2 separate regions of the Homo sapiens genome follow, and region 1 is linked to region 2. A link is a loop called in an ENCODE intact Hi-C map of the cell type or tissue named here. Cell type or tissue: tibial artery. All regions are shown on one strand. Each heading gives the region's core, and the rest is flanking DNA. Links, peaks and the distances in the headings are about the cores only.

Region 1 (4,392 bases), core at 237-4,236, 340 kb before region 2:
TCAAAATAAGTAAATAAATAAATAATAATAAAATAAAGATTTTGAGACAAGATTTTGAAACATTCTTTTACCTAAGAGAAACAACTCCTTTATGTTAATGATGACTTATCCAAGAAACACTATTACTGTGAATGAAACTATAATTTGGAACAAAGTGTATTTTCTTAAAAATGCATAATAATGCATCATATGCATATAATTTCATTATAATGCAGTACATGTGTTCTGCTGAAGGTGTAAATTGACAGAGAAGAACTTAACCATTTAGAGGTCTACTGCAAGATTCAAAACAGGAGCCCAGTAGGTACTCAGGATATTTGAGTCATAGATTCAATTTGAATCATAGATTCAAATATTGGAAAGCTGAGACAGGTCTCAACAGGATTCAGTCTGTCCCCATATTTAGATTTCTGTATTTGTGTGTTTCTGGAACATTGATTTGCCTCACAATAAAGTATTTTATGTATAAAGAGAAACATGGTTCATGCTGCATATTAAATATTCCCTTTTCCTATTATCCTGTTTTATCTAGAATCTAGATATCAAACTTTTATAATGATAGTTATAACTTAGTCTTGGCAAATCAAATTCAGAATTAACCAAAATTCCTTTTTGACCTGAAATCAAAAACAAATTAGTTTACTAATTTGTAAAAACATCTTTGTTTTTACTTCTCTGAAACAAATGAAGATAGCTGGATTTTTTTTTCTTTTAAGAGATCAAAGCAAGATTAAGCATCTCATACCTATCTTAAGCTGCTCAGAACCCCATATCTTTTCTTTCCATTTTGTTTCCTCTGTTAACATTTGGCAAGAAGGATTTTATAAGTTTAATATGTATACATGACTACAGTCATTTATTCTCATTAATATCACTAGCTATAAGTAGTGGACTGGTTCTGTGGGAGTTTTTTATATGATATCAGAGTTTAAATGATTCGTAATTGGTATCTGAGAATCTCATTCCATAGGTCTTTTACTCGTGTACAGTGTTGTCAGATTGGGGATATTTGCTTGATTTTTACCCAGATTCCTTACTAATATATTTTAAACAAGTAGGGTAATTATTATTATTATTTTTTTTGGTGGGGGGTGGTTGAGGGGGCGGTAACTTTTGTCAAGTATTTGTTTCCTTATTGACAACTCATTGGGTTGTTGTGGAAATTCAATTTTTAATTATTTTTTTTTAGCGGAGTCTCACTCTGTCACTCAGGCTGGTGTGCAGTGGTGCAATCTCATCTCACTGTAACCTCCACATCCCAGCTTCAAAGGATTCTTGTGCCTCCTTCTCCCGGGTTCAAGCACTTAGCCTCCTGAGTAGCTGGGATTACAGGTATAAGTCACCAGGCCCAGCTAATTTTTGTAGTTTTAGTAGAGACAGTGTTTTGCCACGTTGGCCAGGCTGGTCTTCAACTCCCGGGCTTAAGAGATCTGTCCGCCTCAGCCTCCCAAAGTGCTGGGATTACAGACGTGAGCTACCCCAGCTGGCCCGAAATTGAAATTAAGTAGCACCTAGTACAGATCTTGGGTATGTAGTAGCTACTATAATGATTTATGAAACATTTTATGAAGTTGTACCTAAAAGTTAATTAGCTTCCTGGTTGGCACTTTAAAAAACAACAAGGCCAAGCGCAGTGGCTCACACCTGTAATCCCAGCACTTTGGGAGGCTGAGGCAGGTGGATTGCCTGAGGTCAGGAGTTCGAGACCAGCCTGGCCAACATGGTAAAACCCTGTCTCTCCTAAAAATACAAAAATTAGCCGGGCATGATGGCAGGCGCCTGTAATCCCCGCTACTTGGGAGGCTGAGCCAGGAGAATCGCTTGAGCCTGGGAGGCAGAGGTTGCAGTGAGCCGAGATTATGCCACTCCAGCCTTGGCTACAGAGCGAGACTCCCTCTCAAAACAACAACAACAACAAAAACCCAAATCTCATCCATTTACCCATATGTAGCAGGCAAGAACTGAATGGCAAGATACCAGGGAAGTGGCATGATGACATGGCTGTTTATTTCAATACAGTTTTGAGACACAGGAAGTGTTGAACCTGGCTTTGGGTTTGCCACAGAATACTGAGTCTCTATAGATAATATGGGTAAAATTTCTTTAGGTGTATGTAACATGACCTACTTGCTCAGCTAAGAGTGCTGATTAAGTCCATGTTTTCCTAGTTATTCAAAATAATATATTTCTAAGTCTTATCCTGTGTGAAAATGGTTTAAAGTTCTTTTTTCTTCAAGTTCTCTTCATAGATATTTCCAAGGAGTTTCCTGGATTGTATTCAGTTTACAGGGTTCTTTCTTAGTTATTACTATAGGAGAAAAGTGTGTTTCTGCTACTGCAGGACATGGGTGGGAAGGAGTGAGTACGGACAGGTGACACATCAGAGCCCAGGGGATGTGAGGGGGAAGGAATGGGTCTGTGCAGCTGTACAGCGTGATGATAAGGGGTCGGATTCATGTTGGGTGAGAAGGGAATCCATGGTGCAGTGAAGTTCCTTAGTGTGGAGTTTCAGAGCCCAAGTGGGATGAGGTTGACATCTACACCAGGGAGGTGGTAGCTGCAGAGATAGAAGATTGGTTACATATGGAAGGAGAGGGATTGATAAATACAGTGAGGGTGATGAGAGCAGGTTTCTCATAGTAATAAGAGAGTTCCAAATATGGAAAGGAAGAAAACTACAATAAACCTTGTGGTATTAGATAGGAATATTGTGGTTGTTTCAATTTTAAAATATTTTAAATTATCGAAGTAATTTATAAATAATTTTGAAACAATATAGCTTAAAATGAAGGTATATAAGTTTATAAATGGAGCCAAATATTATGTATATACTCCTGAAGTGTTGCCAGACTTTGCTGAGCTTTGAAAAGAACCATATGGTCCATGGATTTCCTCGGATTATATGTAAATTTGCATGTGTGTGAATTTTTTTTCGGGAGAAAGAATGCATAGTTTTCATTAAATTCTCAGAGGGGTTTGTGATGCAAAAAATGTTGAACTTTTTTTTATATATATGTAACTGAGGGGACTCTGAGTTTATTTTTAGAAATCCTCCTGCAGCTTACGTTAATAGAGCATGTGTGGCCTAATTAAATGTAGGTTTTAAATCAGTCTTCATATATATGAGGAATTAACATTTTATTGAATACCTTTTAATGCCTAGAAGAAAAAGTACTATTATACATTGATTCATTTTCACAGCAATGATTTATTCTCCCAACAATGATACAAAGTAATTATTATCCTGTTGTGCTGATGAGGAAACTGAGATTGGGATTAAAAAGGTTGCCCAATGTTAAAAAACTAGCAAGAGGCCAAGTAAGGTAGTAGGTGTTCTTTCTGCTCCTCCACACTCTTATCTCCAGTGGAGTGCCTGCTGTGTTCAGGGCATTGCACAGGGTGCTGGTGATGTAATACTGAACACAACAGACTCTTACCCCAACCTTGTAAAGAATATAGGGGAATTAGGTATAGGGAATTTTAAACTATTGAGAATGCATTTATTTCAGATATTCCTTATATTGCTCCATTTGCTCTTTTAAGAATGCTAGCAATGTTTATTGTATTTCCTTAAGCCACCCAATACCTTTAGGGGAAAACACCTATTATTCAAATGCACAAGTGAGGCAGAGTATAAATGTGACTTGGCTCATTATCACCAAGTTTACTTGCAGGATCAAATTTAGAACCATGGTTTGTAATACTTTATATTACACAGTAGTCATCAGTCTGCATAGTTAAAAAAAACTAAACCTGTAATCCTAGCACTTTGGGAGGCCGAGGCGGGCGGATCACGAGGTCAAGAGATCAAGACCATCCTGGCCAACATGGTGAAACCCCGTCTGTACTTAAAAAAAAAAAAAATACAAAAATGAATTGGGCGTGGTGGCGCACGCCTGTAGTCCCAACTACTCAGGAGGCTGAGGCAGGAGAATCACTTGAAGCTGGGGGGTGGAGGTTGCAGTGAGCTGAGATCACGCCACTGCACTCCAGCCTGGGCAACAAGAGCAGGACTCCATCTCAGGAAAAAAAAAATTAAACCAGTTTTTAAAGCTATATGCATATTTATTAATTTCTCTCTAAGGGTACTTAGTTGTTTTTTTTACCCCCCTCCTTGCAAGGATTTAAAAAGAGAAAAAGGAAAGAGGTTCAGGGCTGGGTGCAGTGGCTCATGTCTGTAATCCCAGCACTTTGGGAGGCTGAGGCGGGAGGATCACTTAAGGCCAGGTGTTTGAGACCAGCGTGGGCAACAAAGAAAGACCCCATCTGGCTTTTTTTCTTTCCTTTTTTTTTTTTAGGGAGAGTCTCACTGTGTTGCCCAGGCTGGAGTGCAGTGGCACAATCTCGGCTCCCGAGTAGCTGGGATTATATGCAGGTGCCACCACACTCAGC
Region 2 (4,392 bases), core at 124-4,123:
GCATCCTGTGGGTGGGACTAGGCCCAAATCCATCTCTGACCACTGTCTTGGCCACTTGCTATTCGGTATCTTTATGACAGAGGCCTGATCTCCTATAAGCAGAGAGGCTCAAATATCAGGACTTCCAGCTCTGTGTTCTAGACTAGACCTTGGTGGCTCAGACTCCAGGCTTCAAGCTCAGGAGCCAGAATTCTAAACAAGGTCTCCCCCTCCCCTGTGAATATAGCTTTATTGGCTTTCCACCCTGGTTTTGGCGATAATACTTGCTCATTTGAATTTTTTGAAAACATAAAAATCAAAATTCCCCAGCCTGAGTTGGCTGTTGTGAATATTTTAGTGACCATCCTTTCACAAATCTCTTTTCCTTTTCCATTTACAGAAAATTATTTATATAACTCATTGTTAAATCACACTTTAAAAAATCATGTGTACCTTTTGAAAATATTAATGTTACATATCTCCCCCTTCCCTCTCCTTCCTTCTCACCTCCACAGCCCCTTCCCAACCCCCAAATAACCAACATTAACTCGCTGGAGCGTAACTTCCATCACTTTTTCTAGAACATGAGCTTTCATGTGTTACCAGCTTAAGACAAGCACTGCTTGATAGTTGCAGAAGGTGGAGACCCTGGCTCAGTATTTTTTTTATATTCAGCACATCTGAGAAAACTCTCCCAAGGATCTCCATGAGATTAATTCAAGACAAGGAGAAAACTGCCACCAAACAAATCCAAGTGGGCTGGGCGCAGTGGCTCATGCCTGTAATCCCAGCAGTTTGGGAGGCCGGGGTAGGTAGGATGGCTTGAGCCCAGGAGTTCCAGACCAGCCTGGGTATCATAACAAGAACCCATCTCTACTAAAAATTTAAGAAATCAGCCAGGCATGGTGGTGCATGCCTGTGGCCCTAGCTACTTAGGAGGCTAAGGTAGGAGGGTCGCTTAAGCCCAGGAAGTTGAGGCTGCAGTGAGCCATGATCTGTACTTTAGCCTGGGCGACAGTGTGAGACCTTGCTCAGAAAAACAAAACAAAACCGAAAATTGGTCTAAGTTAACCTCATCAAGTCTTGGTCAAATCCTCCTGCCTCCTGGGACAGCTCAGACCTCGTTGCACCGGGGCCTTGGGGGCTTTGTTGTCCTTGTTATGAACAAACCCCCCTCATCTGTAGTCCCCTGAGCCATATTGTCCCAAGGCCCCTTTCCTGGCATCACACTACAGCTATATGCATGTCACCACTGGGACAGTGGTTCAAGGGACCCCTCTGCAGTATTTTTGCAACTTCCAGTGAATCTACAACTATTCAACAATAAAAAGTTACTATATAGATAAGAAGAAAACGTCTTAAAAATGTGAATTAAAAAAAAAAAAAACACCTCCTCTGACCCCAGAGGCTTAGGGAGGGATGGGCAGTCTGGGTTGATGGGTGCAGATGTTTCTCTTGCTGTCCACAGCCTTGCTGTACCCAGGAGACAAGATCATTTTCCAGATGGACAAAGTGTGCCCCATCCGGCAGCCGGGAGGCTACTACTCTGACTGGAAGGTCTTTTCTCCGAATCTGGCTCTGCTCCGGTCCCAGGGCCCTGGCAAGTCTAAGAGGACTGACAAGCTGAGTTTCGGACCCCCTTTCTCCCTGCCTTGGCCTCCTGCTCCATTGCTATCCCTTCAGTGTGGGGGCTGGAGGCTGGAGTACCTGGGGCGCCATGCTGTGCTTGCGTCTGCATCCTAGGGCAACATCCCCCAACCTGACTGCTCACTGCAGACTGGCCAGTCCCGGGTCACCCTTGGCGCATGTCTCAGGATCATGGCCTGCTGGCCTCAGCTCCCACACAGCTACCCTCCTGACCCCAGTCCTGCACAATCATAAGGTTTCTGGAAAAGATGAAAAGGAGAGCCTCCTTAGAGAACAGGGCTGGAGCGAGGGCCTTCACAAATCCCCAGCCAGGTGTCAGGGCCCTGCAGAGAACAGGGGGCAGCCCTTTCTCTGCCCTGCCACCTTGCAGCGGCCACACCCCTTCTCTGGCAAGAGGTGGGCTTGCAGCTCATAGGAGGATAAAAGAACATTTCCCCGGGACCTGCCTCCAGCCCTTTCGAGAGGCCAACCTGAGTCTTCTCTAAGAAAATGGCCTCCTTTGGTACTCCAAAGCCTGAGCTACCCAGATTTGAGTCAAGCAGCAGGTGACAACCCGTGGGCAGCATCCGTGGGTGACTGCAGAGGAACAAGGCAGCATCCCTGCAGAGGCAGGGGCGCGGCATGGGAGGAGGAGAGCCCAGCTGGCCGGATACCATGAGGTGGGAGGGGCCTGGACCTGCCCCTGCTTCTAGACCCCTGCCAGCTGCCCACTGGGTGTGTGGCCAGAATGCCTGCAGTGGGACACAGCAGGGCCCTGTAGAGATCAGACAGGCCTTCGGTTAAATGGACAAGGCACTTCTCTGAGTCTTAGCATCTTCATATGTAAAGGGGCCTAGTAGCTCCTACCATACACTATGAGGATCAGATGAGAAAGAGTGTCAACATCTTAGCAGGGACAGCACTCAATCAATGATTGTCGTTGTTTTACCTTGCTCTGGTTGGGGCATCTTCAAGTGCAGGAGTAGGCCCAGGCCTGCAGGTGGGTCCTGGCCATGACACGGGCTGTGACTTCCTTCCAGCCCCGGGGTGGGCCAGGAAGTGGCTGGGAACCCAGGAAGGGGATTTTGGTCCATGCTTAGGTAGGCCATAGCTAATAAAGGATAAAGAGAGTTCTCTTAGGTCAAGGAGAGACGTTGACTGTATCTTGCTACTTATGGTTGATGGAGGCTGGGTGGGAAAGAGTGCCGTGAACGATTAGTGATGTCTGTCAGGCTCAGGGTTGGAGGGGAAGGGGGTTAGATTTCACCACCTTTGTCCTCAGGGCTGGGTTAAGCTCTGGAGTGGGGAGTAGGAGCCAGGGACCCCAAAAGGATTTGGCAGTGACTTACTGAGCCTCCCTCGTAACTACCCTGAGAGGTCTCTATTCTGGACCATGAGAAAACCAAGGATGAGAAAGGGGAAGTGACTTGCCCAGGTCACCTGGCCAGATTCTGAGGGTAGGTCCAGCTGACCCAAGCCCACTGTGTTCCCCTGGAGCATGGAGGCACAGAGTCAGGGTCCACCCCAGGTGGAAGACATTTTTCTTTCAGAGCTCTCGTTTGAGACTTAGAAACGGGTCCACCCCTGCGGCCCTGACCTACTCCCTAAAGCCCCATTGGCCTGGATTTCCACTCTCCTCACAAAATGCCTCTCTCTTCTCCACTAGGAAAACGCCAAAGAAAAGCAAGAAAATGCGCTTTAAGGAGTTTGAGGAATTTACCAGGTCTGTGGCAATCATCTAACTCCACAAGGAAGGAAGGTGGGAGGAGGGGCAGCTTCGCCTGAGACAACTGGGACTCTGCACTCCTGGCACAACAGCTGGGGCTCGGTGCCCTGGCCTGAGAGGCAGTGACACAACACAGAGAGGGCCAGGAGGCATTGCTCTGGGGCTTTCCATGTGTTCACTCACTCAGATCCTCCCAACAGCCCTACGAAGTGACACTAAGCATATTCATTTTACACAGGAGGAAACTGAGGCACAGACAGGGTAAATATCATGCTCAGAGTCGCACATCTACGAAGTGATGCAGTGGGGATCTGAACCCAGCTAGGGTGGCTGCAGGGGCCGTACTCCAAACACCACATTAAAATGCCTCCAGATAACAGATGGTTCGCGCTTAAGACTTTGAGTTTAGAGGCATTGGACAAGGAATGAAGCCTGCACTTGGCCACTTGCTCAGTGTGCGACGGCCTCCCCAGGCCTCTGGGTCCTCACAGGTGAGGTCGACAGGATAACAGAGCTGACCATATGGAACTGTGGGGAGGACTGAGGTGCTGAAGTGCTTGGCACAGTGCTAAATCTCCACTTTGGTCACAGTTGGTGGGCTCTGCGATGAAGCCTCAGCTCTGGCCTGTCTGCCATGACAACCATCCCTGTGTCTTCTTGTTTTCCAGGAAGCTGAAGGTGAAGAGGTCCAGTGGTCTGCAGCAAACACACCCCAATTCCTTCTGGCCGGGTCATCTTCTGGATAAGCTGCAGCTCTACCTGCCCACTGTGGCCACAGACCGGAGCCTGGCGCTCTTCAGTTGTGTTCAACACCAGCCCCATGTCTACCCAGCCACCTACCACCCTGACCACTGGTGGCCCCTTAGGAACAAGAACTACATGACCCACGCCCATTATGATGCCGCCAAGGTGTACTACATCAACTAGAGCTAGCCAGGTGTTGCCGGACCCAGCCTTCCTGGGCCAGGGGCCAGTGCAGCCAGCGGCCCAGAGCCCAGACACAAGAGGAGTGTCAAAGAGTCAAACTAAAGAAATCCTTTCAAAGAGGGATGGACCGGGGG

The links. A loop is a pair of places that touch in the nucleus more often than their neighbours do. Peaks named below come from ENCODE experiments on the same cell type or tissue, not always from the same donor. Only the 100,000 strongest peaks of a DNase experiment are listed, where the experiment ranks them.
Region 1: it touches region 2 in a loop (7-fold over the local background); 1 of 110 quality-filtered maps calls a loop at or near these places.

The regions. Positions count from the first base shown.
Region 1 is chr3:129,745,818-129,750,209 of GRCh38, reverse strand. All of the region lies in intron 4 of TMCC1 (transmembrane and coiled-coil domain family 1), which reads left to right. Among named protein-coding and RNA genes, the nearest start is that of PLXND1, 140 kb to the right of the region's middle. In tibial artery, for the core only: no CTCF peak of the experiment used is centred there; no DNase peak of the experiment used is centred there.
Region 2 is chr3:129,401,459-129,405,850 of GRCh38, reverse strand. It overlaps EFCAB12 (EF-hand calcium binding domain 12), which reads left to right. Exons shown (of 9, transcript NM_207307.3): 7 at 1,448-1,601; 8 at 3,272-3,328; 9 at 4,000-4,392. The coding sequence ends at 4,258. Among named protein-coding and RNA genes, the nearest start is that of SNORA7B, 6.3 kb to the right of the region's middle. In tibial artery, for the core only: no CTCF peak of the experiment used is centred there; a DNase peak (open chromatin) is centred at 1,767.